Linked DNA regions of Mus musculus: all the other regions are linked to region 1. The links are chromatin loops, found by intact Hi-C in ENCODE. Cell type or tissue: heart. All regions are shown on one strand. Region 1 overlaps Cobl (cordon-bleu WH2 repeat). Region 2 overlaps Grb10 (growth factor receptor bound protein 10). Region 3 overlaps Grb10 (growth factor receptor bound protein 10). Region 4 holds the start of Grb10 (growth factor receptor bound protein 10). Region 5 overlaps Ddc (dopa decarboxylase). Region 6 overlaps Cobl (cordon-bleu WH2 repeat). Region 7 has its middle 2.9 kb from the start of Fignl1.

Evidence for each region. Hi-C counts contacts between places; a loop is a spot of excess contacts. Peaks named below come from ENCODE experiments on the same cell type or tissue, not always from the same donor. Only the 100,000 strongest peaks of a DNase experiment are listed, where the experiment ranks them.
Region 2: a loop joins it to region 1, with 2.6 times the contacts of the local background. A loop is called at or near these places in 4 of 42 quality-filtered maps.
Region 3: it touches region 1 in a loop (7-fold over the local background); 13 of 42 quality-filtered maps call a loop at or near these places.
Region 4: a loop joins it to region 1, with 5 times the contacts of the local background. A loop is called at or near these places in 13 of 42 quality-filtered maps.
Region 5: it touches region 1 in a loop (5-fold over the local background); 13 of 42 quality-filtered maps call a loop at or near these places.
Region 6: a loop joins it to region 1, with 3 times the contacts of the local background. A loop is called at or near these places in 5 of 42 quality-filtered maps.
Region 7: it touches region 1 in a loop (4-fold over the local background); 14 of 42 quality-filtered maps call a loop at or near these places.

The regions. Positions count from the first base shown.
Region 1 is chr11:12,357,237-12,361,236 of GRCm38, reverse strand. The region is part of intron 6 of Cobl (cordon-bleu WH2 repeat); the gene reads left to right. The region is part of intron 5 of Gm12002 (a long non-coding RNA gene); the gene reads right to left. Among named protein-coding and RNA genes, the nearest start is that of Gm30596, 25 kb to the left of the region's middle. In heart, a CTCF peak has its summit at 1,694; a DNase peak (open chromatin) is centred at 1,686; H3K27ac peaks cover 772 bases.
Region 2 is chr11:11,973,019-11,977,018 of GRCm38, reverse strand. The region is part of intron 2 of Grb10 (growth factor receptor bound protein 10); the gene reads left to right. Among named protein-coding and RNA genes, the nearest start is that of Grb10, 62 kb to the left of the region's middle. In heart, CTCF peaks have their summits at 1,925 (motif pointing right) and 3,428 (motif pointing right); a DNase peak (open chromatin) is centred at 3,478; H3K27ac peaks cover 495 bases.
Region 3 is chr11:12,023,803-12,027,802 of GRCm38, reverse strand. The region is part of intron 1 of Grb10 (growth factor receptor bound protein 10); the gene reads left to right. Among named protein-coding and RNA genes, the nearest start is that of Grb10, 12 kb to the left of the region's middle. In heart, a CTCF peak has its summit at 1,944 (motif pointing left); a DNase peak (open chromatin) is centred at 1,832; H3K4me3 peaks cover 1,435 bases; H3K27me3 peaks cover 2,908 bases.
Region 4 is chr11:12,035,445-12,039,444 of GRCm38, reverse strand. It overlaps Grb10 (growth factor receptor bound protein 10), which reads left to right and starts at 2,025. Exons shown (of 17, transcript NM_010345.4): 1 at 2,025-2,253. In heart, CTCF peaks have their summits at 51 and 2,199; DNase peaks (open chromatin) are centred at 2,104 and 2,744; H3K4me3 peaks cover 3,498 bases; H3K27ac peaks cover 4,000 bases; H3K27me3 peaks cover 2,527 bases.
Region 5 is chr11:11,818,766-11,822,765 of GRCm38, reverse strand. It overlaps Ddc (dopa decarboxylase), which reads left to right. Exons shown (of 15, transcript NM_001190448.1): 12 at 473-571; 13 at 3,374-3,475. Among named protein-coding and RNA genes, the nearest start is that of Fignl1, 12 kb to the right of the region's middle. In heart, no CTCF peak of the experiment used is centred here; DNase peaks (open chromatin) are centred at 1,825 and 2,255; H3K4me3 peaks cover 938 bases; H3K27ac peaks cover 3,753 bases.
Region 6 is chr11:12,289,525-12,293,524 of GRCm38, reverse strand. The region is part of intron 9 of Cobl (cordon-bleu WH2 repeat); the gene reads left to right. Among named protein-coding and RNA genes, the nearest start is that of Gm12002, 23 kb to the left of the region's middle. In heart, no CTCF peak of the experiment used is centred here; a DNase peak (open chromatin) is centred at 1,924; H3K27ac peaks cover 526 bases.
Region 7 is chr11:11,809,862-11,813,861 of GRCm38, reverse strand. No RefSeq gene overlaps it. Among named protein-coding and RNA genes, the nearest start is that of Fignl1, 2.9 kb to the right of the region's middle. In heart, a CTCF peak has its summit at 1,709 (motif pointing left); a DNase peak (open chromatin) is centred at 1,701; H3K4me3 peaks cover 433 bases; H3K27ac peaks cover 2,675 bases.

The sequences.
Region 1 (4,000 bases):
CAGTGGGGGACTGAGAGGTTAAACAGCCACCATTCAGTATGATTGAGGACTGCAGACTTGTGAGGGAAGAAAAAGATGATTACCTATTGATATGGAGTAATCTCTGGGATATGTGATTTCTATTAGAAAAGTCCATGGGTAGTTGTAATGTAAAAACAAATAATGTAAAACAAAGTCTGAAAATGAAGCTTTGATCTGCTAGGTGAGCCACTCATTTTGGAAACAATGGAAGCCTAGGAGCAGATGGCCCAGCTTGACCTAGCCTAGTTGTATGATCTCTTTTAATCTTCCAATCACAGACACAGAAACCCTACTTCCAGAGGTGGATGATTGATCAAATCTGCTGGACTTGTTGAGTCCATTTGTGCATTTCTTAAGAACACTGTGCTACCATTTCTTGTCACTTTGCTGTTGTCCCCTGCAGGCAAGTACACCCTTAACTGACCAGAGGGCAGGATCCAATTGCATCAGCCATTGGGGTCACAGGAGTCCTCATAATGTTGTATGCTCTCTATTTTGAAGGACTGAAGGCAGCTGTCCCCCTCCTAGTTATACTGTGGACTGTGTTGACTGCCAGTATGTAGATCCAGTGATAAGCTGCAAATGATCCATCTCTTGATACCTAATATTTCTAGGCCCTGTGAAGGGCTGTGTATTGCTTTACAAGCTGTGTGGCAATGGCTTTGTGAGTCTTGGGTACTCCTCTCCCATCGGGCTGCTTTGAGTCTTTGCAGGGCTCAGCTAGCACCCCTCACAGGAAGCCTTATGAAATGGTGAACACAGTGGAGCCTTATCAGAGAGGCTGCAGATATTTTTGACTGCTTTTTCTTAAAAAGCTTTAAGTAGTTTATTATGTCTATGAAACAAACAAAAAACAGTATGAATGTAGATGGTCTGCGTAACCCTCTTCTCAGGCAAATTCAGTTTCTGTAAACTGAAGTTTACTTTGTTCCAAGATTTAGCTTCATTTGTCATTTGTATCTCATAAAATATACTTAGTACCTTTCTAATCACTTCAAATACTTTTCTTGAAATCCCACACTTTCCAGGAAGATACTCTTTCTATGCCCACCCAGGGGAATGTACTTCAGAGAACTTGTCATTAGTAAAGGAACCCTGAGCAAGGAACAGACCTTGTCTAGAGTTAGCCATGAGATATAATCTACCTTTAACAGTCCCCATCATTTGCTTAAAAATAATTTCTACAAATGCACCAATCTAAAATTCATTAAGAGCCTCATTGATACTATAGTCTTGCTACCATGCAGCCAAAAGCTTTTTGATGCATGTATCAAAGAATCAATGATCAAAACATAAATAATATTGAAATTAGAGACAGTTTATTCATGTGCTTTGTTCAGTTCATGGGACAAACTGTGATAACATGGCATTGTCTCCCCTGTGTGGGCAGAGCCTCCTGCAGTGTTTGGCAGTGGGTTCTATATTCAACACTTGCTTTAGTCTCTACCCTCAGGCCCTGATTTTGTTGATGCCAGACATTTATGACTCCAGAAAATATCAAGGAAGCCCATGAACCCAGGACAACTTAGAAACAGTTATTAGAAATACCATCTTAAAGAAATTGTGTCAGATTTCCCATGCATTCCAGCCCGTCTTCCTTCCCAGCTGCCACTGGTCTCTGGGTAAGACAATGAACTCCCAGAGGTTGCCAGAAGTGTGTGTGTAGAGCTGACTCCACCACATGGTGTCAGTGTTCCCACAAGTACAAGGAGTCAGGCGTGTCCTAGCCTGGAAAAGCTCAAGATGTTTCTGGAACATTCACAAATTGCTAATAAGAAAATATACCCTGAAGGCTGAGCCCTGTGCTTGTAGAGTAGAACTAACTTTTGTTAGAAATCAATTTTGTATAGACTGTATCTCTATATTATTTATTCAAAATTATAAAATGAATAGCAGATGGAAATTTTAAAAATATATTTTTATTTATTCTTTGAGAATGTCATACAGTAAATTTTATCATATCCAGCCCACTTCCCAACTCTAACTCTGCCAAGACCACAACGCCCTCTATTGCTCTGAACTTAATCTCCCTCCCCACTTTGTCTTTTTACCCAGAGTCCAATTTGTGCCTCTAATATGTGGATGAGCAGACTGGGAATCCCATCAAATGCTTCCAGTCACCAAGGTTTCTTGTCACTTTGAGCCTTTCTTAGTGGTAGAGTCACTGACACACAAACAGATTGGCAGCTTTCATTTCTTTCCTCCTTCATTTAACATCATATGCTTAAAATTTTTTTGCCCTGTTTTCATAGCAACATAGTGAGAAGGCTGGATGTGTTTCCATAAAAGGAAGTCGGGCATCCAGCTCAGTGGAAAGCCCTTGCCTAGCATACCAGACCCTGGGGTCCATCTGCAGTGCAGCCAGGGAATGAATGACTCTGGGCAGTGTCTGTTGGCAGCTGGACTCTGACCTCATAGTGCTGTCTTTCCCTGTGTTGGGTGGATTCAAAATCACCGCCACCCAAAGTCTTTAGGGGAAGAACGTGATGCTGAGGAGGGGGACACGGTGCAGGCTCTCAGCCATTTCTTGATGAAGCTCATGTATCTGTCACTCCTTGCTGTTGACTCATGCAGTCCACCATTGTCTCCAAAACTGGTTTCCCTTGGAAGATTTTTGTTTGTTTTGTTTTTTAATGGAGCTAGCAGAAGAATTAGTGAATCAGTGCATCTGGGAATGTTATGGCTTTCAGAAGACTGTTACTACATTGATTCCCAGAAGGGCATGCCCCTGCCAGAAACAAACGCCATACCCCTGTGAAGCTGTGCAGCTTTGCATTTCTTTTCCCACGACTTAGTTGTGAAACACTTATACACTAGAGGTATATAGACCTCGATACACATTTGAGAGGAATTATCAAATATTTATTCTCTGTACTTGTGAAAAGTGGTAATCAAAGTGTTCACATTAGGCTGATGAGATGACTCAGCATGCAAAGTATGAGGACCTGGGTTCAATTCCTGGGACCCACATGGCAGAAGACAAGTGACTGCACAAGTTGTTCTCTGCCTGACCTCAATATGTGCCCCCCATGAAATAACAAACGGGAAAATCATATTAGAAATAAAATAATCATACTATGCCCCTCCTCAGGCCAGTGTGGAAGCCACTACAGAGACATTTATGTTTAAAGCTTCAGCGAATTCTCCTCCCAAAGTATTTGCAGTGAGAGCTCAGATTAGTTCCCCTTATCCAAAATACTTGGCAGAAGAAATATCTGCAGTATTTGTGTTTGGTTTTCTAGCTGATAGTCCTTAATTTAAAAGTTCAAAATCTGAGAGGCTTCACAGTGGGAAACATAAGCATCCTGTCAGCACCCAAAACATCTGGAATGCCAGAGTTCGCTAGGTTTCTAATTGTCCAATTAGAGATGTGTTTATCAGCATGTGTTACTGAAGTAACATAGCTTAAGACAGGGAGATTACAAAGATGGCTTGGGGTGGGTAAAGTGTTTGCCACACAAGCATGACTGGGTTCAGACTTGCCAGCACCCACTCATGTTTAAGTTTGGCAATGTGTGCCTGTAATCCCAACACTGGGAGGGAGGCAGAAACAGGAGAATCCCAGCGACTCTTAAAAGTAAAGAGTGGAGAGCAATAGAGCTCTACCATTCACATGTGGTCTCTGCATGCACACCCACACATGTGCACATGCATGTTAAAGTCAGAAAAGTAAGACAATCTGGGATGCATGTTAGCCTGTCCTTTTATGTATGTGATCTTGTGTTCCATCTCCATAAATACTCTTTGTCTCTGTTGCTCTCTCTGTCTCTGCCCCTCCCTTTCTCTCTTCCCTCCCTCTCTCCCTTTTCCCCCTTCCCTCCTCCTCTTCCATTTAAAAAGTAGAAAGGTTTATCTTAGGTCACATTTTGAAGATTTCAGTTCATAGTTGATTAGCCTGTTGCTTTTGGGCTTATATAAGGTAGCTGCTCATAGGAAAAATGTTTCAGAGACTACTCATCTCTTGGTGGCCAGGAATCCA
Region 2 (4,000 bases), 380 kb after region 1:
TTCCTTCATTACCTTAAATTGATTTTCTCAAGGATTCCCTGTGACATTTCTCCCTGGCTGCACTGGTATCAGCACTGTTCACCTGAGGCCATTCTGAAGTCTGACTTGCATGAGTCCAGACCTATGATAGCCATCATGAGCAACATCCATGCCTGTCTTGCCTCAATCTCCTCAGATGAGGCATGTTTGAGAGGGGAATGCTGGGCAAGTTGAGAAAAAAAATAGGGAAGTGGCTCTAAATTGGGGATAAAGAGACTCTTAGGGTTTTGCTCCACACAAGGATCAAGTGCACAGGGGCTAGGATCAAGAACCCAGAACAAGTGGGCCCTGGGTGGTGAGTGAGCAGCTCTGAGAGAGGAAGGTAACATAAGGCTAGAGCAGGGTTCTGTCTTTGAAGTCTGAGCATGGAACATTGCTTAATTCTAGCAGAGGCCTGCCTAAATAAAGCAATAAGACTGGGACCTTAATTGCCCATGTTTGAAGGTATCTTAAAGTCTTAAGTTTAAAATTGCTTTTTTATTGTTTTTTTTTTAATGTAGGAACTGTTAGAGCCATGTGTGGTTGTACATGCCTATATTCCAAAGACTTGGAAACTGAAATAGATAGCCAGAGCATGTCTCAAAAAAACAAAGCAAAAGTAGTCATATTGGTGTGTAGCCATTACCCAGGTCTAGCCACAGAACTCTTCTCCAGGTGCAACTCTAAACCCATAAATGCCAGCCCTTATCCTCTCCCCCTAGACTCTGGCCACCTCAAACCCTCCCTTCTCTTTCTTTCTAGATATGTGTAGTCTTTTTCATTTGTACACATATATTTCAAGATCCCTAAAAGCTATAGATGCTTGTGTTTCAAGTACAAAATGGTGTTGGGTTTGCTTATAAAATAGGAACACTTTATATATGTTACTACTTGATTATTTATAACACCTAATTCTATAGAACTATAGGCTATAGGCTATACTGCATTGCTTTAGAAGGATGGCAAAAATCATCTGCAGATATTTAATGTACGTGTATAGATTTTTCCCCCAAATGTTTTTGCTCTGTGGTTACTTGAATCCATGGACATATGAAATCTTAAAGGAAACTAATAGTACCTTCATTTATTTTTTTAACATCTTTCACTTAGTTATTAAATATGCTTAATAATAAAATATTAGTGAATTAGTGCTTCCCTTTGTAACATTTCTCACATGTTTAATTGATTGATTTCTGCCCCCTCAGATTGGAGTGTGAACAATGACAGTTGTTCAATACCAACAACTGTTTTTTATAGTGAAGTATTGTTCCCTAGGTCATTGTTTTTAGCTTCAAGTGTACTTTAAAAGAGTGTTGATAATCATTTCTGTCTTTAAGCCTTTTTACCAATTGCCACAAAATGACCAATCAGAAAACAAACAAAGTAGCATATATACTGATTTGTAACTGAGTTTTTAAAAGACTTTACAAAAACAGAAGGTGCTTAAAGAAGAAGATCCTCTTATTAGGATGACAAAAGGTAACATGTTCAGTTAACAAAGTGCTGTCACCAATTCTGGTCACACACTTAATCAGAAAGACCAAATACGTGCTGTGTGTCTGTATCTGACTCAAGTCCAGGAAAACGGCAGCAAAAACATGGTCCAAAATTAAGTACCAGAAATTTCTCAGGTAGACATGCTTTTTAATTCTTCCTTCCCTGTCATTAAGTCACATAGACACACAAGCTTGCCTATAGCTCTTCATTTCCCAAGAGATGTACAGCCAGGGCAAACAAGGAAGGTGGTGAGTGTTCCTGGGGGGCGTGGAGGGGGGCTTACTGTGAAGATTGGGCCACCACAATGGATACATCACATGCATAATGCAAATGTCTTTAAGACAAAATAATGTAGCGAAGAAAACCCAGAACCACCGTTAAGCTCCAGTTCACGTAGAAAAGACACTAGATGGTGCTATGAACCAAGAAGTGTGTTATTTGCTAAGGTACTAAGGTACGCACGCCCGCATGCCCGGGCGGGGAGAGCCTCCTCTGCTTGTACCTCTCCCCTCTCCGTACCCTTTCCAGATCAGCACACCTCACTTGACTTGGGGGAGATATTTGCCAGTCATGGCTTATGAGCCAAATAAGAATTTATTTAACTAAATTTATATGTATTTCCAATATTTCCAAACAGAACTAGCCTTGAGTTTGTTAATGACAGTGAAGCAAGAAGAGATGTGAATTTTAGATCAGATGACCTCAAATATTTGGGGCAAAGTCCATGCCCAGTTGCAACTTGGCTCTTTATGGAAGGGAGACAGCTACTAAGAGTTTTATTTGGCAGCCATGTTTGTTCAGGAAACACATTCTTACAAATTCATTGGAGGTGAAATTGCCTTTATGAAGCCATTTTTCTTTTCTTTCCTAGCATTCTTTCTGAAGAGGTACCCTTGTGGAACTTGTTTCATCAGAGCATATCAGTCTGTCTCCTTCTTCCACTTCTGTTCACTGGAAGAAAGCCTTTTCCAAATGGTTTATGATAGCTCTGCTCAGGTTCACGGGAGTACAAAACAGTTTAGCAGTTAGCCACACGGGTAGAAAAGACACACAAGGTCCTCACTGAGAAAAATATAAGCTTGTAGAACATTTACAAGAACTGAAAGTGAGGCTGGTAAGATAGGTCAGCGGGGAAAGACACCTCCAAGCTTGACAACCTGAGTTTAATCCCAGACCCACATTGTAATTAGAAGGAGAAAATCAACCTAGACGTTGTCCTCTATCCAGCACCCAACTGCTGTGATTCATGCCTTGCCATAAGTAAATATTATAATTTTCTAAAAAAAAATCTAATATAATTTTATTATATCTAACTCCAGTACTTAAAAAATAAAATTAGTGTAGACCCTTAAGAATCAGCTGTTTAAACATAATTTAGAAGATTTCATTTTTAGTCTACATTTGAATTTTAGGAACTTCAAGTAAAGTCTTATCAGTAATTGTAAAAAAAAAAAAAATCCGAACATATAACTTAGTAATTGTCCTCATAGGACATATTAAAGTTGGTTTTTGAGTAAACCATTGTAGAACTTTGAGGCTTTACTTTCATTTTGACAGCTCTGAAAAGCTTAAAGATTTGGAGGATCTGAGCATAGCAGCTATATTTGATTAGTGAAGACCGTAACCTGGTAATTGGATGTTCTCAGATTAGCCTGGTATCCTTTCAAAGACCACCCAGTACAGTATATTCAGATGAAGAAATTACCCACTCCAGAGGAGAGGACAGCAATCTGAACGTGTTGTCTCTTCTAGAATCTACCTGCTTTATATGAATAATATTTGAATAGTATCAGAATTGCTTTGGCTTTGGCTTTACTACAGAGAACCAACCCAGGAATTTACCTGTTCCCCAAAAAAGAAATAGGACAGGAGACACCAGGGACTGCCACCAGGGGTCGGCACAGCCAAAGACTACAGCAAGCCCAGGGAAAAATAGCCATGAATGATAATCTGCCAGCACGAACCAAGCCATTTCATTTTCTCAGAGGCTGGGAGCGCTGTCGGACCAGGAACTGTGTTGCCAGTGGGTTTCTCTAGGAATAGAGCAGTAGAAATAGGGAGGGCTCGGTGTCTTACAAGGCTCTTTTCTGTCTAAACGCTTAGGAAGTAGCTCTGCATGGAGCAAAACTTGGTTCTTTTAGTCAGTGAATGGACCTCTCTCTCTCTCTCTCACACACACACACACTCTTTAGTATAGTGAACTTTGCGTTTCACCCTGTGTTGCTTCCAAAATGATCTGTCATCATAGAAATGCTTACTTTTGAGTAGAAGCATGGGTAATTCTTAATGGTTCATTGTTAACAAAATAATTGTTTGGGGGACAAAATAATTTAAATATGTTAATTAACCCTGAATGTAGATGTGTCAGGCACAGATTCTGGAACTGTCCTGTCAGTGCCAGACTTATGAACTCTAATGTAACTTCTGTTCCCACTGAGGTCTTCTCCTTAGCCATCCTCTGGTTCCCTCCTTTCATAAGTGAACT
Region 3 (4,000 bases), 330 kb after region 1:
CTTTGGTGCTCTGTATTTGTGGATTCTGGATCCACTAATTGAGTTAACACTGAGTCAAAAATATTCAGAAAAATTGCTTTTCTCTTGACCATGCTCAGACTTTTTCATGTCATTATGTAGAAATAATATACTATAACAAGTATTTGTAAGCATTTATATTGTGTAAGACATTATAAATCTAGGGATGTCTAAGGATGGTTTAAAGTACATGGGGAAGATGCTCATAGGCTGTATGTAAAAAAAAAAATCTATCTTATAGAGACTTGAGCATCTGTAGATTTTGATACCTGTAGGGTTCTAGAACCAATCTCCCAAGGATACTAACAAGCAGTGTGTGTGTGTGTGTGTGTGTGTGTGTGTGTGTGTGTGTAAAACCACAAGTATCTCCTATCCTCTTAAATGCTTATATGTTGCTTCCTTTGTTGCAGCTGTCTGTATGTCTGTCTGTCTGCCTGTGTGTATGTGTAAGAGAGACAGAGCTAGTGCATAGCAGATGCTTGCTATAGAGTATTATTTTGTTAGCTAATTCTATATATGGCACCACACTTTCTCACTGAGATAGAATGGTGGGTGTTTGTTGGCTTCCAAAAGGAGCCTTTCCTTTCTGATGTTCCTGCTTTGACATTTTGGGGGAAGGGTTTGAGATGAAAATGATTCTGGATCCTGAGGTTCTCTAGCCATGGTCACTCAGAGCTCCCCTCCTCTCGCAGGTGAAGAAAATGGTGTTTCTGGTGTAATTCACCACCCATTCCTGAGCTCTGTATGTGGTTTAACCAGTGGACATGGTGGACTTTTGGCATCATGAGAGCTGCAGGCGCCGTTCCTGTTCTTGCCCATCAGAGCGAAGGGGGAAGTGGGGGAGGGGAGGACGAGAAGCTAGGAGCAAGAGGTTCTTCAGGGTTGCCATGAGAACCAGGGATCCGGGGATTGGGCAGCAGAGGGCCCCCGCTGGGCCTCGGGGCGTGGCTGCGTCACATGGGTTTGGTCCTAGGGTTCCTGTAGTGCGCAAGGACCAGCCGCGTCCCTCGTCCTCCCGGTCGTCAGGGGTGCCCAGTCAATTCCCTGGAAGCTGAGAAGAGCCGTAGAGGACCAGGGACCAGCTCAGCAGGACAGGCTTCCCAGCACTTGGGCTATAATGGGGGTGGGTCCAGACGGGCATTTTTTTAGGTGGAGGGGGGTTGGCCCCCTTGCTGGGATGGCTATTCGGGAGGCTGTGTTGCTTCGCTTAGCGTGTTGGCCCGTGTCGGCGCGTGTCTGCCTATGTCTGTGCGTGTGGGCGCCTGTCAGCCGTGTTGGCGCGTGCCGGCGCGTTCCGGAGCATGCCGGCGCGTGCCGGGCTCGCGTTGGCGCGTGCCAGGCTCGCGTTGGCGCGTGCCGGGCTCGCGTTGGCGCGTGTCGGGCTCGCGTTGGCGCGTGCCGGCGCGTGCCGATTTGTCCTGGAGCGTGCCGGCGCGTGCCGGTTTCTGGAAGCGCGTGCTGGTTTGTAGGCGCGTGCCAGCGCGTGCAGGCCTGTGTTGGCGCGTGCCGGCTTATGTTGGCGCGTGCCGGCCTGCCGCGATCATTCGTCTCTGAGCGGCACGGCCCTGTCGGTTCGTTTAGGAGCTAGTTCGCTGTGCCGGTTTGTGTTGGCGCCTGTGGGCCAGTGTTGGCGCATGTAACACGTATGTTGGCGCGTGTTGCCGCGTGTTGGCCCGTGTTGCTGCGTGTCAGCGCATGTTGCCGCATGTCGGTGCGTGCCTGCTGGGCCTCCGCGCTCCTCTAGGCTCCAGAGCCCTTTTTCTGAGCCGTAGGCCCTTAGCTGGGGCGGAGCCTTGGCGAACCCCAGCGAGCCGCGGGGCCGAGCGCTGTCCATGAGGAGCGCTGTCCACGCGCTGGGTGCTGCCGGGTTCGGGAGCTGTCCACTGGCCCCGGTAGCGCGCACGCAGCGACCCCGTGTGGCGAAGTCTGTGCTAGCCGGCTCTCCAGGTACGCAGGTGGGCTCCGCCATCCTCAACATTCCGGGGGACTCGGGGTAAGAGAAGACATGCTGAAGTCATGGTGGTCGTTTGGAAAGGGTTCACCTCCCGAAATCTGCAATGGTCCAAGTGGTGGGCAGCTCCTGCGAGCTCGCGAGCACGAATGGCCTCGGGCTCGGCACGCTGTTGCGCGGCTGGCTGTCGGCTCGCTTGCTTGCCGGCGCTCGCTTGTCGGCTCGCCTCCCGGCTCGCCTACAGTCCGGGATCGCGCGAGCCTGGGTGGACCGTAGCCGTAGGATAGAATTATGTAACCATTTTTAATCTCGATTTTTAAGATATTATGTAACAAGTAGTAACTGTACCCACGTAGACCTGAAAATTTGGAACGTGGAGACGTAGCGTCTGCTCTCAGCCAAGTGGTAGACAGCGGTTGTGCGAACCAGCTTGGGCTGTAAGCAGACATGGGCATCTGGGGTAACTGAACCTTTTTTCTCCTTAGAAATAGGATACTAAGGTTGGCCTGGTCATCTTTTAAACCTCACTGGAGAATAGTCTAGTATAGGAGCCTCGGATAAATGCACATTGGCACTGTAAATCTTTATTCATAAAACCTTTTATTTCAATGAAAGAAAATGTCAATTAATTAAAATTGGATGACAGAAAGCTTGTCGTCATTTCTATGTTTTTGATTGAGCTCAACAAATTGTCCACATGACCATAGCCGCTATTCCTTCCCCATTGACGTAGATCTTCAGAGAAGCAGTCAGATCACCTGTTTACATTTTGACTGCCCTTCTCATCAGCTGCCATTTTCCTGTTGATGGCAGGAGCCACGGCCAGTGTATTGATAAGAGGCCTGGACAGAGCATTCACCCAGGCAGCTGCTGGCTGGGGACATTGCTGTCTGTATTAGCAAATAGTTTCATTTCTGGACCAGTGAGTAAAAAGTGAGTGTTTTTCATTTTTGTTCTGTCTGAATTTGGAATGTAGTGAATGACTGCAGGGATTTTGACCTGTTGGTAGCCAGGGCCTTCAGCCTCGGCCTTCATTTTCTGCATGTCCCTGTTTTTTGTTTTTTGTTTTTTGTTTTTTGTTTTTTGTTTTTGTTTGTTTTGGGTTTTTGTCTTGGTTTTTTTTTTTGGAGGGGGGGGTTGTTTTGTTTTGTTTTTTTGCGTTTGGTGGTGTTGGCTGGGGTGGAATACTTGGTAATGGTCCTGTGCGTTACCTTTTAGCCCCTCATATCCATCAGATGGGGTGAGGATGGGGGAGATGATGGGCTGGGGTGAGGATGGGGAGGTGATGGGCTGGGGTGAGGATGGGGAGGTGATGGGCTGGGGTGAGGATGGGGAGGTGATGGGCTGGGGTGAGGATGGGGAGATGATGAGCTGGGGTGAGGATGGGGAGGTGATGGGCTGGGATGAGGATGGGGAGGAGATGGGCTGGGGTGAGGATGGGGAGGTGATGGGCTGGGATGAGGATGGGGAGGTGATGGGCTGGGGTTGGGATGACTGAGATTTTCCTTTTCATCAGTCCTGAGAAGCAAGACTTCCCATTTAAGTGACACTTCCCATTTAGGGTTTCACACAACTATGCACTTAATTGTGGGGATAGGTATGAGGTCCCCATGTAGACTTACAACTGAATTCCTGTTGTGCTTCTTGCCACTCCCCATGTCTGGACTAGAAATCAGGGATTATAGCTCCTGCCTAGCAGTATTAAGAATTGCGTACTAACGGTTAGAAGAAGGCAGCAGATGGAGTTAATGGCAATTTCACTACCAGTCTGAAGGGGGTAGGAGTAGTGCCAGATTGGTAGAATTAAAATGTGAGTTATTTTTGTTCTTAAACCCTCTCCTAAGGATTTCCATCACCGGTTACACTTCTCAGTGTCATGTAATTACCACCCAGAACTGAGCTTTGGAAATTTCAGAGAACAGTGCATCTTTTGAATTTTAGAATTAGGTGACATTTGGGCGACAGTCTGAATTCACTGACTTTCAACCTTTGTGGTCCCACAAAAACCAGACAGTTCCATACTTATGACGT
Region 4 (4,000 bases), 320 kb after region 1:
TCTCCAGGCTCATTTATACACTGCTACCCTTACAATGTGTGAGTCTGTAATACCTCTGCTGGGGAATGTGTGGGCAGGGGGCGCTGGGAGTCTGGATATGAGATGGAAGTAGTGTAATCTGCTCACAGAACTGGCCAGGGCCTCCCTCGACACTGGAGCTAACTGTAACCCTAAGGCTACAGCAAGAATAAGGCAAAAACCTTTGTTCAGAACGCTGCTATATGGGTCTACAGGGATCCAGGAAATTTGGGGGTGAAGGCCTGTCCAGGGCTTTGACATCAAGAAAATACTTGACATTTATCTCCATACCATTCTAGTTAGTAGTAATGCCTGAGAAACACAGATTAAACTTTCCACCTAGATCACTGGACTGGTCTTGTAAGAAAAAGCAATGCTCTAAATTATCAGATAAACTGAGGGGGAAAAAAAGTTTAAACCTAGATTAAATACACGTTTTGTACCAATATAAATCTGTGGATTTGAAAGGTATGTGGTTGTTATATAAGAAAACATCTCCATGTTTGGAAAGGCAACATCAATATGTAGAGGGCTGAAGGGTCCACACTGTTTGGAACTTACCAACAAATCGATTCAGGGGGGAAAAGTATTGCGAAAGTATGTAGAAACTTTCAAACCTCTGTAAAAGTTCCCTGACCCGACAGGCTTTGTGTCCGGTGCAGTATGGATCGTTGGTGAGACCCTGCAGGAAAACTGTAAAGTTTGAAGCCAATCAACTTGGGAAAAGTTAGCCCAGTTTTCTCTGCTTCGGTTCGCTTTTGAGTCCTTTGTCTACAAAAGACTTCTTGTGTTCCTTTCCCCGGGAATCTAAGACTTATTCACATCCTTTTCTCTGGATTTTCACCTTGTAGGTTTCTGAGTCTTGGACCAACGGCCAGAAATAAGAGTGAGTGTTCAGTTATAGGAAAGGAAAAACTTTTCATTGATTACATCAATCTGAGGTCGGAAAAACCACTGTTAAAAGCAAGAGGTACCGAGCCGTGCTCAAAAAGAGCGTCGGACAATGCACACAGCACAGCTTTCAAATCTTTGCCTTGCTGTGAGCCCACTCCCAGCTTCTCGACTTTCTAGAAGTTACTTTTAAGAAGTTACTTTTTAGGCTCAGTCTCTCTACTTTCTACAGTTGTTCTAGGAACAAACCTCAGAGGCCTGAGTGAGGGAGAAGAAGGAGAATTCACAAATGTTTCACACCACGTGTCTTCTCAACTACGGTGATTTACGGTCAGGGCTGCTTTTACAAAGCCGAAACTCAAGAAAAAGGTGTAATTATTGGTAGCCTATCTGTACTAGAAAAGCGACACAACATTAAGAATTATTTCGAAGGGGCCGATCAAATTAGCCCGTTGCCTTTTCGTGGGTCACTTTAGAAACCGGGCACGGCCCGTCTGGGCTTTACTTTCACGAGGGCCCCACTTCAGAGGTAAAGGACACGAGGCTTGCTCGGCTGCCTCAAGAAAACAATGAAGGGCCTCTCAGGCTTCCCTCCTTCGGCTACTCACACGCAGCTGGCGAAACTGAGGCTGAGAAAGGTGAGGCTCGGACCCGACCCGCCGTGAGCAAGCCCGAGTTTCCTTGTCCGGGCCCGGGGCTGCCCACGACGGTGTCGGGCGGCCGCAGCCCAGGAAGAGTTTGAACTGTGCGGTTGGGGAGTACTTTCTGAGTTTCGAACAATTCCCTTCCGAATGGCCCTCGGGACAGGTCCGGTCGGTCTTCCGCCGGCGCGGCCGCGCACCGGGGCGGTGGCGTGGCGCCGGGGGTCCCGCGCGCTGCAAGCATGGTGGGCGCGCTCCCGCCCGGGCGGGAGAGCATCGTGCCACGCCAACCCCGCGAGCCCGCGCCCCCCGCGCCACGCCCTGCGCCCAGGCCGCGGCTCCTCCCGCGCTGGCGGCCGCCGAGCGGTCCGGGCGGCGGCGGGAGGAGGAGCAGGAAAAGCGGCCGGGGGAGGAGGAGGCGGAGGCGGCGGCGGAGGCGGGGAGGGCGGGCGGGGCCCGGAGAGTTTAAAGCCCATCGAGGGGGTGGGGTGCGGGGAGGCGGCAGGAAGGGAAGGGCGCTGCGACCAGTGGCGGGCGGGATTCGCGTTCCGAGACCCACGGGAGCACGAAGTTTCCGCGCACCGTCTCACGCACGGCGACTGGGACCGTCCAGTGTCCGGCTTTGCCTTCGGTTTTTCTCCGTTGTGACTCGTGCAACGTGTGGCCAGCGGCCACGCGGAGGCGACGAGGAGCTGCACGTCAGGTAGGAGTTGGGCGGGGAGCCGCGGCAAGTTACTTTTGTGGTCCGCGCCTCGCGGGGCCCGGCGGCCGGGCGGCTCCCCGCGCCGTCATTGTCTGCGCTCGGGGCCGCCCGCGATCGGGACGCGGGGCCCCGCGAGGCGCGGCGGGCGGAAGGGCGTCGCCTTGGGGGGTCTGGGGGGCTGCGGCGCCCCGGGCCCCCGGCGGGGCGGCACGGGATGGCGGGACGGGGCGGCGGGCGCGCGGCTGCGGCGCCCCGCAACGCTCTCCCCTGCGCTCCAGCCCACGGGGGGAGGCGCGGGGCCCCGAGCGGCACATTCTTGAGCCGTCTTGTCCGACGGCGACGGCTCGGGGGGCTCGGGCGGGGGCTGCGGTCACGGCCGCGCTTTCAGGGGCCACCGCCCTGGAGGAGGGTGGGCGCCCGGGGGTCACCGGAGAAGCGGGTGCTCCCGCTGCGCCCCGGGCCTCGGCGCGCGCGCCAGGCGGACCGGGCAGCGGTGCCAGACACTCCCAAGTCCCAAGCGAGCGCGGCCCGGACCGCGGCCCGAGGTTCCGTACCCCCCCACACACACTCCCCAACCCCCACCCCTTTCTTTCTTCGGGTCTGTTAGTGGCCCCGCTACCCGTCGCTGGGGCCTAACACCAAGTTTGAGGGCTCACGAACTAGCAGCCCGCCAGCGGTGGAAACGTGATAAGAGCGGTACCGTTTGCAGAAGGAAATTTCTGATGCAACTCTCTGCCTTTGCTGATTGCCTCTCCAAACGCCTGCCTGGCGAGGGCCTGCGGCATGTGCGTTATGGAAATTAGGGTATTCTTCACTTTGGAAAAAAAAATGTATTTGTCTTTTCTTGGCGTTGGAAGAAACCCCGCGAACTTCTTTTCATTTGCTTTGACCGAAAAGTAGGAGAGCCACAGGTGATTTTTACAAGGCTCTAGTCCTTTAGGATGTTTTTGAAAAACTCTTTTTTTGTAACTGTTTCATTCAAGAGATGCAAAGAATAAGTCCAAAACAAGTAGCATTAGTGAGTAAATATGTGTTATTGCACAACTTTCCCTTTGCGGCTGTTTAAAAGGCCAGGCCCAGAAGACTTTGTTTCAGAAAATGCTGATTCAGCCATTTGGAGCCCCTGAGTTTCAGAAATGGTGCTCAATTTAACGTTTCGCCCTGCTTTACCAGAACTCCAGTCATTAAAATTCCCCCCCCCACCCCCCGCACCCCTGCGGGCACACACTAAGGCTAATATTTTAGTGAGGTTCCTATTTTACAGAAGTGGACCTCGAGTTCTGGATTTCTGCAGCTGAGGGAATTGTGTAAGGCAAAGGATGAAGGAGTCTGAGAGTATTTCACCAAGAGTGCTGCGGTCAAATGTGCTCCCAGGAATGAGTCTTGCCTACCAAATTTTGATCTTAAAAAAAAAATCAAAACTTTAAGATTAGTGAACATACTTTTTTTGAGTTTTACTGGGAACCTTTGAAAGACTGGCACGGGCCAGTCGCCACATTACAGGGAGGGAATTTGAGGACAGACGGAGTTGCAGCCCAGCAGGCATTGCCGTAACTGAGAAGTGTAGCCACTGATCCTTAGGTAGCATTTCGCAGTTTACAAGGCACTTTCAAAAGCCCTGTTGCTTTTTATCCACTTTGTGGTCCCCACGGTCCCCATTTCACAGGTCTGGAAACCAAGGCTCAGGATGTTAACTGGTATGCCCTGGGCCGTACCAGCTAACAAAGGACAAAGCTCGGGGGAGACC
Region 5 (4,000 bases), 540 kb after region 1:
AGGGGTCACTCCCCAGAGGTCAGTGAGACAAAGGCGCTGATACTGTTTCAGAGTGCAGCTTCAGTGCATCCAGGCAGAGAAAGGCAGACACACAAGGAGTTCAGCACCCTCTCTCTGCCTGGATGACCTCCTGCCCCCTCGGAAGCTGCCTAGGGCAGGACCACATCATTCCTATTTCTTCCTGGAGTGCCTCCTCTGGGGTGTACTCAGCAGACATTTGTGCGTTGAAAATGGTAAACTTCAGTGCCTCTCGTTCAGTGTTTCTTCTGTCCTCATCTCCACAGGATGTGAAGGCAGCTTCTCCCTCTCTTCTCCCCAGCTCACACAACAAGTTGTACGCCTTCCCGGCTGGGAAACGGCCATTCTATAGGAAACTGGCTGCTTCCAGAAGAAACCGGCTGACTGGGAAGCTGAAAAGGAGCCTGGCTGTTTGCACTGTTCTCACTGACGGGTTCTTTATATTTTATTTCAGCACTGGCAGATCCCACTGGGGCGACGATTTCGCTCTTTGAAAATGTGGTTTGTTTTTAGAATGTACGGAGTCAAGGGGCTGCAGGCTTACATCCGAAAGGTGACTGCCTTCTTTGTTTATCTAATGTTCTAACGGTCGGTCGTAGGAAACTCAGAAACGAATTCAGGTGTCTTTGTAAGCAAACACCATCATGCATTGCCTAACAACAGGGATAAGCTCTGAAAAGTACATCATGAGGCCCTTTCATAAACATGAGGGCATCAGAATTTTCATATACAAGCAGAGACAGACAATTTCCTAGAAGGGACAGGCCTTTGGGGACAGAGGAATGGATGTGATAAGTTATTCTCCCCCAGTGAAACGAGTCAATTCAAACCAGGTTTGAATAAAGGCAGGTTTCTTGGGAAGCAGCTCTGGGGCGAGTTCACTGGTCCCAAGGAACGAGGCGCCACGAGGAGCGAGACAGAGGGGAGGGGGAAGAGAAAGCGAGAAAGAGCATGCGCGTTCAGGGAGAGAGAATGCAGAGAGGGGGGAGTGAGGGGGAGCGAGAGGCCAAAATGTCTGGATTACATAGGAAAGAGCTTCTGGGGGAGGGGAGGGGAGGGGAGGGGAGGGGAGGCCCAGCCCGGGGCTGGAAAGTTCAGGCTGGAAAGAGAGTGAGAGCAGCCATGATCTGCTGTTGTCTGAAAGAGCGTTTTTTTTTTTTTTTTTTTTTTTTTTTTCCTTAAGCACAGCGTTGGAATCAGGCAGTAGTTTGGGCCTTTACGATTAAGGCACTCACAAACTGGTTCTATGTATCTTCTAAGACACTTTCATTAGAATATAGGTTATCAGCTCCAGGAAGTTAATTAAAAGCAGTGTGTAAATTTAATGTTTTCCACGTATCCATCCAGCAGTAATTTTGACGGAGCAATACTAGTAATGAGAGCATAATGTTTTTCTCCCCCACTACCGCCAAACAAAATGAAATAAAACAAGCAAGCAAACGAACAACAGCAGCAACAACAACCCAAACCTCCCAAACTAAGAAAACCTTTGAGTTGGTTGGGATAGATACCATCTAGTCCTTTTGTCTCAAGGAGGCTTTCTGGGCAGTATGGAACTTCGGTTCCAATAAGCCACCCAGTCACTATGATGTGCCTTAAAGTAGCTTGAGGAGCCGCTTATTATTCTAAGTCCTACTACCCTACTTTTTTTGTTTGTTTGTTTGTTTCCAGGCTAAGCCCTGAGTATGAGCCAGGACATGTCTACCCATTTAGTCAGATGCAGAGGGCCCAGTGACTTCAGCTGAGTCCTTTCTAAGCCACAACATCATCTTGATGAGGCAAGCATGCCTGTGGTTTCCAGCCTGTGGTGGTGACAGCTTTCCCCTTAAGTCCCACTGCATTACCAGATGTGCAGCTAAAGGCAGGGGCTGAGTGTCTCGGGCCCTCTTCTATGACAGGATGCAGAAAAGCAGTTGTTAGAAGAGTACCCGTGTCTCTTCTAAACTGGCATCTGTCCAGGTCACAAAACTGTTGTAAGGAAATGTATGCAAACATTGAGCAGTGTAAGAAGCTACACAGGGGAAAGAACTAGAAACCTAGAGTGTGTGTAGATTTCTAGATAGTCCCTGATCCAATTGCAAACGGGATAAGGAGGGTGAGTCAACTTGTGTGTAATAAGAAAGAAACCCCAAGTGGTTTATCAGTCAAAGGTGGTGATGACTCTCAGTTCAGGACAGCTCACTGCGATTAGCTTGTGCCAGGTTAAAGACACACCACACCTCTTTCTGGAAAGGCCCCAATCCAGCCTTCACAGGAGACCATAGGAATGGTCAAAGATGGCGTTCCTAGGCTTGAGCTAATTGAAGAGCATTTTAGTCCTGAATCTTTGGTGCCCTCTGGTGGGAAGACTTGAGACAATTGCTTCTGTGGCATCTATGACCAAACAAGCTGTGTGTGCTTCAGCTCCTCTAAAGGATGGGCCTTGTGGAAGGTAGTGCTGGATGCCAGGAGGCTCCAATTAGCTAAGTGTGCCCTTGGAGAGTGAGCAAATGTTCATATGTGGTTTTAATCAGTTTTTGAATTCTTTAAACATCTAGAGATTAAATAAGTTGGTGTATTCAATGCGATCACATAGCGTTTTCTTTTTCCTTTTAATTATTTTATTATTTTGGAGCTAGGGTCTCAGTATGTAGCCTTGGTTGGCCTGGGGCTCAGTATGTCGATCAGGTTGGCCTCAGGCTCAGTATGTCGATCAGGTTGGCCTGGGGCTCAGTATGTCGATCAGGTTGGCCTCAGGCTCATAGAATCTTCCAGGTGCTGTGATTACAGGCACACACCATCACACCAGAGGGGACACAGCTCTTGAATGTGGCAGGTTAGGGTGATTCCTGTCTGTAAGTTGGAATCAGGCTGGGATCACTATCCCATTTACTGCAGAAGTGATACCCCAGTGTACACATCAGATGCAGCTGATGTGAATCTCAGCTGAGCCCAGGTATGACTGAGGCCTACGCTATGACACTTGTTCTTGCAGGGTCTCAGTTTCCTATCTACAAATTAATAAAGCTATCATGAGGAGGTCAAGGTGGCCTTTTTTTCTTTTAGAATCTTCAACTACTTCTTTATAATGTTTATTATAAAATTATAAACGGAAGGGGGTTAAAACATAGATCCATGGACAGAAGAAAATGAGGTTTTTTTTTTTTTTTTTTTTTTTTGAGGAAGCTGGAATCCTTGTGGTATAGGGCAGATGAGTTTCTTCTCAACCTATGTGGGAAATGCTGGTGAGGATGCAGGACATTGCTCAGCGCATGTGAATGACTAATAGATGTGCAGCCCTATAAGGTACTGGGTGGCCAGGGTTAGGCTAAAGTTGTGATGAGAAAGACAGCAAGTTTCCCTTCCCTTTTTCCAGCACGTGGAGCTGTCTCATGAGTTTGAGTCACTGGTACGCCAGGACCCTCGCTTTGAAATTTGCACAGAAGTCATTCTTGGGTTGGTCTGCTTCCGGCTAAAGGTATGTTATGCCAGTGTCAGCCATCTTTGTTTTTGTTGAACACAATAAAGTATTATTCAGGACATCCACAAGCAAAGTTGTGTACCAGTTGCCAAGGGCTACAGAACATGACCTGTGGTGCTAAGCAGGCCGCGCTGGCTGGCTGACTGGCCCAGTAGACTCTCCTCCATGGACTTGCTGCCCAGTTTCCTCTGATGTGATTGGATGCTTTCCTCTTGACCCAATGCCAAGAGTCCATCCAATACCTCTGGAACTGTAATCCTCTGCTGAGTTGCCTGTGGCCTCAGTAACCAGGTCACCTGTGGACACACAACATCAGCACATCTGGGAACCGGGTTGATAAACAAACCCCACTGTCCTAGTCATCTGGCTATATATACCTCCACAAGATTCCTGTGCAGAGCGGGTACCTGAGTTCTGTGTTCTCCTTGGGAGGGAAGCCTGCCCAGATCGGCACGGGAGTAAGCTATCTTTGCAGAGACTTACACAACCATGTTACTCAAAAGGCCCTGCTCATCACTGTCT
Region 6 (4,000 bases), 68 kb after region 1:
TACCTCATTAGTCGCAATGCCTAAACAACAAGCAAACTTCAAACATTTCACTGAAAACCAAGGCCTAACTAGTGCAAGTGTGAGGCTCAGGAAGCCTCTTTGGAATGAGGTCATCTTTCTCTTCATTGGCTGGATGGAGTCAGTACTTGCTGACGGAGTGGTCCCCTTTACATCGTCACTTCTATGTATATTCCAATTTTAAGACACTCAAGTAACGTCTAGCCTTTTGTCTTCTTCTTCTTCTTAAGGAAATAGTTCCTTTTATCATAATGCACGAAGCTGCATAACCATCAGAAGACAGTGTCTGCCAATAATCTCCAGTAAAGAACAGAAGAAAGGAAAGAGGAAAAGGACACAGAAAGAGGAAGAGCTTTCAGGATTATGAACATTGGATAGTTGTAAATTGAGTGAAAGGAGAAATGTGAGAGAAAAATAACCCAAACCTGAGTCCAGATGGAAGAATTGATGTGCACCACACATTCTTCTTGGGCCTGGAATAGACTAGAATTCAAGAACTCCTGCATCTTCTGGTGGGATATAGGAGGAAGTGGCCTAGGAGAAGGTAAAATATCCCCTGCCTCACACAAAGCTGAAAACAGGAGAAGGTCAAGCTGACTCCACCAGAGTGCGTGGCAGGGATACATATACACGCACATGCACATGCACACACACACATGCACGCACATGCACACACGGTGTGATTATAATTACATGGCCTTGCTGCTCAATAATGTTTCCTGTGTAAAAGTTTGGTTTAACTCAGAATGCTATTCCCTGCTGGAGCATATGAGAAGCCTTCCACACAGACCTATGTCCCTCCAGGCAAACTGAGCAGCAGGTGCCCCTCTGCTCAAAATGGAAGCCTTCTGGTCTCCTTGACCCTGACATTCATATTGGCACCTAGGACTCTTGGAGGTGCTGCCTTTCCACTTAGAGAATTAAAGGGAGAGTAATTGTGTCTTACAGTCAGGCTCCTCGCTGTCTGACCAGAGGTGGACAGAGGTGTAAAATTAAGTATATGCTATTAATAGAAGCTTCTGTTTGCGCAGGAGAATGGGTGGTTCTTGGTAGCAATAAAGAGCCTTTGTTTTCATGGCCAGTTTCTCTTTTTGCTATGTGCTGCCTGAACTCTGAAGCACCTCATTGACAGCCTCTCTTTCCAACATTTTTTTTCTTCTCCTCAGTTTTTTTTTTAAATAAGCAAACTTAATTTATGCCACAGTGTCTCAAACGTTTCTTTCTGTGATTCATAGCCATTTTTACTCTGCAAATATGCATATTTTGTGGACAAATAACACATTATTCACATATCTATATATACCACTGTATGTCAGTGTTATATATAAATCCAGTTAGGATTCTAGCAAAACATAGTTTCTAGTGACACTGTAAGTTAAATGAGAGGTAAAACACCATTCTAGGAGTTAACTAGGAGATTATTGAATTGTAGTTGTTGAAATTAATGTCCCTTATAATGAAGTTGCCTTGATCTAGGGAGAAGGAAAACTGGATAGGGCATGTATTCCATGTAGTCATCTAGATATATATATATATATATATATATATGAAAATGCAGATGTGTAAATATGCACACAAGAAGGTGACCTCTGTCCCCCTATCCGTTTCCAGAGGAAATGTGAGACTATTCTTAGTGTTGTTTTCTCCTGTCAGGGAGCCATAAATGTGTTGCTCATACATTTGTTAACCGTCCTCTTTGCTATCCTAACCCCACCTGACAGCCAACTGACAGGGCCAGCTTCAACCAGTCTCCTTCTGGGGAGTTGGCAGCGTGGGTGCCAGGGCAGAATCTTTCCAGGCTCCAGTGAGAAGTAATGCCCACCAACCCACATTCTTTGCAAGCTTGGTGGTCCCTAAGGGGCTGGTTTATTTAAGGCATCTTTGGAAAACAAGTGGTTTTGGCTGCATAAATACAACCACCAGGGGGAGCTCTGGTTATCCTGTTAGTGTACTGCTCTGCAGAATGGAAACAAAGATACAAAACATAAACCCCAGGGCTTTGCTTTTGTGCCGGTCACACAGAACAAGCAGGCTCGGTGACTACAGTCTTAAAGCTGGTCCCTCTCTAGTCGCACAAAGAATGAAATAAAGCCAAAAGAATCAACCGATTTGCCTGAAATCACACAGTTATGGGAAGGCCTGTACTCAGCTTAGTAGATTCTCCATCTGCTGCTGCTGAGGTGACTAGTATGTGGTCACATTATGACTGTGAGCTTATGTGTGTGTGTGTGTGTGTGTGTGTGTGTGTGTGCTACTATATCTTTGTATCATTTATACATATACACATGCATAATTTAGAAACACACTGATGCACACTGTAAACATATGTGGAGGCATACACAACACATATGAGTATCCATGTCATATACATTCATTGCCATGCATTCATCACTGTTGTGGGCACACTATGTCCATATGTACATTCGTAACACGTATACATTCATGCATGCAGACATAAGTGCACCGTGTGTGTGCACATCTCAGTGTATAAGCTGGCACAGTATATGATATTATTACCTTGTGCCTGCCAGTTTGCCTCACTCAAGATATTCATGAGTCTATGTTTGGCTTTGTAAGAAGAACTGTGAATCTGTCCATTTAGTTTTCCCAGGAATCGTTGTTGGCCTCTTTTATTGTCTGTCTTAGGTAACTATGACCAGATACCTAAGAAAACACCACTTAATGGAGGGAGAGTTTCTTTTGGAGCACATTTTGAGGTATCAGGGCATGTTAGCAGGAGCATGAGGCACTGGTCACGTTGCATCTTAGTTAAGAAGCAAAGAGTGAACAAGAGGTCGAGCCAGCTATGAAACATGAAGGCTCCACCCCTGATGACCAACATCCTCCAGCAAGGCTCTACCTCCTAAAGTTCCATAACCTTTAAAAGAAGCACTACCATTTGGAGAAAATGTATTGAAATGCATGGACATATGGAATACATTGTATATCAAACCACCATGATTCCTAATTTGCCACAAGAAGGAGGTCTGAAAATTGAGGAGAGCATGATCAAACCATCATTAAAATGGAGAGTTACCTATCTTTGGACAGGTCAGAATCTCATGCTATCATATTAATATGTTCCGGCTTCCTCCTTTATCATTAACTTTATACTTATTTCTGCATCCATTGGATGTTTGAAGCCTGTGGAGCACGTGACAACTAGAAGGTGGTACATAGTGGGTCTGCAAGAAGGACTCAGCTGGAGACGGACAGGGTTTTGTACTCCATGGATTCACTACTCATAGGGTAAAGGCATGAGGTAAAAAAAAAAGCTACTGGGGGCCCCCATTTTTATAGGTTAATTCTTCAATCTTTATCAGAGCCCTAACAAGTCAGAGCTATTGTTAACATCCTCAGTTTACAAATAAGAAAACTTTGGCACAGAGTAACTTGTCTGAGGCCAAAGACAAGTTCATCCCTATGCCTAGACTTGTTCCTTGCCAGTCATGTCCCACGCACTTAGCTTGTATTCTATTTCCTGCCTTCATTATGCCTGCCAGTGTATGGGCCGGTGTTGTGCATTGTCTCTGGCTTCCCCTTTTTACCTCTGAAAACTGCCCATATACCAACAAAAGGAGAACGCAGAGGATGGCAGCCCTTACCATTTGAGGTATACAGCCAGTGGTCTGGTCATATTTGAAGCTCATGGACTGGGTCCACAGCCACCAGTTGATATGTGTGTTAAAACTCTATCCAACAGCAAGTGCAGAGATTTAGCCAAATCACCATGCTTACATACTTCCCAGACATGGACAGTTCTCAAGACTAGACTTAGACTCTTCTCCTCAGCCACACCATACAAGAGTCCCCTGCCTTGCTGGGGCTGTTATTACATATCAGCAGCTCAAACAAGCCATGCCCTCTCTGCCAGCTCTGAAGGTTAAAAGTCTGTGATCGTGATGTCAATAGGTTAGTTCTTTCCAATGCTCGCTCATTGTTTGGCTCATGGATGACATTTCCTCCACTGCCTGCATAGGTC
Region 7 (4,000 bases), 550 kb after region 1:
TTTTTTGTAGATTTATTTTTAATTGTGTGTGTATATGTGTGTGCGTGTGTGCATGTTGCACAAGGAGGCCAGAAGAGGCCATTCTATCCTCTAGAGCTACAGTTATAGGCAATTATAACCCTTCTAATTGTGGGTGCTAAAAACCAAGTGGGTTTTCTACAAGACCAGTGTGCACTCTTAGCTACTTAGCCATCTCCGCAGTCCCAGCATAAGTGTATTTTGGTCCTTTGGAGACTTTAGAATTGTCAACGGCATTCACATGAGGTCCTTGTGTTACTAACAGGTATGGTCGTTTATATGGAGTATCCACTTGATAGGATCTAGAATCGTCGAGGAGACATGCCTCCAGGGAATTTCTAATTTAGGTTGCATATGGCCACACTCTGAGAGATTATATTGATTATGTTACTTGAGGTGGTGAAAATCAGCCCCCCGGTGGCATCTTCCCTTGGGCTTGGATCCTAGACTGCATAAATGGGAGGTAGGGGTTATCTAAACGTTCTGAATCTTTAGGGAATAGAGTCTAAGATCTCAGCTTATGTTCAAACCCAGGAAGGGTACAGTCTTGTCTAACTACGGCTCATTTTTAGTGCATCCACTGTCTTATTAGAGTTTCTAGTGCTATGATAAAACACCACGATCAAAAGCAACTAGAGAAGGAAAGGGTTGATTTGGCTCCCACTTCCACATCACAGCCCATCAATGAAAGAAGTCAAGGAAGTACTCAAGGCAGGACCTGATGAAGAGGGCATGGGGTAATGTTGTTTTACTCAGTTTGCTTTCTTACAGTAATGAGGCCACATCAGTCCAGGGGTGGCACTGCCTATAGTGAGGCCAGTCTTCCCATATAAATCTTCAATCAAGAAAATGTCCCACAGGTCAATCTAGTGAGAGCATTTTCCTCTTCCCAAATGACTCTAGCTTTGTGTCAAGTTGCTAGCAGCACATCCCATCTTCTTGGCCTTTCTTCAACATGGTGCTCAGACACCAAAACACCCAGCCCTAGAAACAGGAAGAAGCGCTTCCTCCCAGTTAACAAAATCATACACCCGCACTTACTCTATGCCAGGTGCTGCTATCCACATTTAAAAATAGCAACTCAATACCTATTTAAAAAATTCCATAGCTGGGCGTGGTGGCGCACGCCTTTAATCCCAGCACTCGGGAGGCAGAGGCAGGCGGATTTCTGAGTTCGAGGCCAGCCTGGTCTACAAAGTGAGTTCCAGGACAGCCAGGGCTATACAGAGAAACCCTGTCTCGAAAAACAAAAAACAAACAAACAAAAAAAAAAAAAAAAAAAAAAGGAAAAATTCTATGAGGTAAGCTGCATGGCAGTGGGGGGTGGGGGGTGGGGGTTGGGATTTGGTGCTTATGGGACAAGATCCATTTATCTTCCTGGGTAAACCTTGCCTTTGATCCCAACTATACATTATTCAGATAGAAGTCAGTATTCCAAAGCCAGGCAGGCATAGTGCTTTAGTGCTTTACTGCTTCCAGTGCTTAGAAGCCAGAGGCAGGTGGGCAGATCTCTTGAGTTCAAGGCCACCTTGACCTATAAAGCGAGTTCCAGGACAGTCAAGGCTACACACAGAAACCTTGTCTTGAAAAATCAAAACCAACCAAACAAAAGCGAATTGAGAATGCCGGGACGCGTAGCAAGTGCATTTAAATCTGTGCCTACTGCAGTTGCTCACTGGAGCACAGTGACCTCTGGTGGCAGTGATGCGTGATGCTAGACCTCAGGTTTTCACTGATTCCAGGCACTTCAACCTGGAGCTGAGAAAGCCCTAGACTTATCTGGACACAGCAGACAGCCAACAAAAGGCTTATCCTGGAACATCTCTTGTTTAGAACGTAGCAGAGAAAAGGCTTCCTGGAACTGGAGATCCAAGTCAGGCTGACTGAATACGAGTCAGCACACAGAAAAGGCCGAGATAGAAGGACCTGGGAAAGGGATATAGGACAAGACCCCAAGGCAAGGCAGGATTGAACTTTTAACATTGATTGAATCCAATCAATGGCATAAACTCAAAAATGGTATTACTGGTATTCTACTCAGAAAGTTCACATTTGAGGAAACATGGTACTTACCCAATAGCATTTTGGCCTAATGATTGCTGTATTAATTTTTTTAAATGAATAATATAAATTCCCAAATATTAATAGTGTTTACTTCTTTGGTATCAAAATCTGTTTCTTGAGCACTTCTCTCTGTGTGCCATAACCTACCCTTGTAAAAAGTAATGGGAAAAACAATACAAAATTACTAGCAAAGTAAGTTGCTTGCATAAACTGGTAATATTTGAAAAGGTCTTTTTAAAGAAACTTGTGTTGTTCCCCAAAGCAGACATGCAATAAACAGTCACAAGAAGAATTATGGCATGACCCCATAGCCTGTTCAAACTAGAAGCAGAAGAGTCCACACATGGACCAGTTTTTCCTAAACACAGCAAATTCACAGCAGCCAGAGGCCAAACTACCTCAGCTTGACTAAGTCTGCTCTAACCTCACAAGAGAAATGAGCTGAAGTGAGCTGAATCAACCTGTCAGCTCCTTTCCGACAGGCTCGGCTCCCTGCGTTACGAAGCTCACCCTTCTGTTCCTGCCCAGTACCGGCTCTTGTTCTGTTTTGTAGAGTGAAGGTTGCCCCGTTCGGGAATATAAAGGCTAACGAGAACTTTGTCAGACTTGTTAAAATTCTGCCTCTGGTCGTAGGGGAGAGCACCGTCTAATGAAAACTTTTCATTAGGACTGTATGTTCCATTCATGTTAGACTGTATATCCGAGGAATGGCTGGCTACATCTCCAATCTTCACGGGTCCTCTTTCACCAAGGCATGTTTGAAGTGGATTTCAGGATCCAACTGTACTCGGGGAATCTCAGAAAAAGAGACAGATTTAATTTTGTCCCATCTTCTTTCCTATCTCTACAACAGCCCACTTCTCACATTGCTTACAAACATAGTTTTTTTTTTTCTTCCCTGAGACAGGGTTTCCCTGGCTGTCCTGGAACTCACTTTGTAGACCTCTGGCCTCGAACTCAGAAATCTGCCTGCCTCTGCCTCCCGAGTGCTGGGATTAAAGGCGTGTGCCACCATGCCCGGCCAAACACAGTTTTATAAACACTTATTATTGTGTGTTTGTGGGGAAAGGACATGTGCCTAGAAGTCAAAGGACAACTGTGTGGAGTTGTTTTGAATCCTTCCACTTTTTCGTGGGTTCTGGAAGCCACACTAAGGCCACCAAGGTTGCACAGGAAATAAATACCTTTACCTGAGACATCTTGCTAGCTTACAAACACAATTTTTCTGGCAGAGGATGCATATTATTTGGGATCATTTTATTTTCTCTGATCAAAACAAATTAGCCAGCTGAACTGTAACAAGCATTGTCTGAGATTATGGTTATAAACTCATAAATACATAAACAAGAAGAAGCTCTCCCACCAAGGACCAGTTCTGTCTGCTTAGGTGGCAATTTCTTTCTTGCAGGTCCAATAACTTCTGACCATGAAAATAGAGTCTATCAAAAGCAGTTTGTGTTCTCGGTCAGCAAGTTTACTACTTGCATAGCTTAAGCCTTAAACTCTTCCACAGTAGACACTGGGTTGTGAGCCTAACAAAGCCAATTTAAAAAAGACGGACGCCAGAGAATAATGTTGCTTTTTGCAGGATTCCTGGTCTTATAAAAAAATAATTAAAACAAAACAAAACCCAGACTCAGTAGGAAACCGAAAGGCAATTTTGAATTTAGGGGAAAAATAAGACAAGCTAGACATGTTGGCAGCCTCTGGAGGAGGCAGACGGATAAGGGGAAAAGAGACCATGCTTTTGGAGTTAAAGGTCAGAAAGGCAGGCAGGCTCAACAATGCAGGCCTGGGAATGGCTGCATGGGTAAGGAAGGTCTTCAGCCTGATTAAAAATGCCCAGAGCCGTAGAGCAAGCAGGGTTAGGAGTGTTGGTCAGTATTTGAAGGAGATAGGATGAATAAAAGAAAAGTAC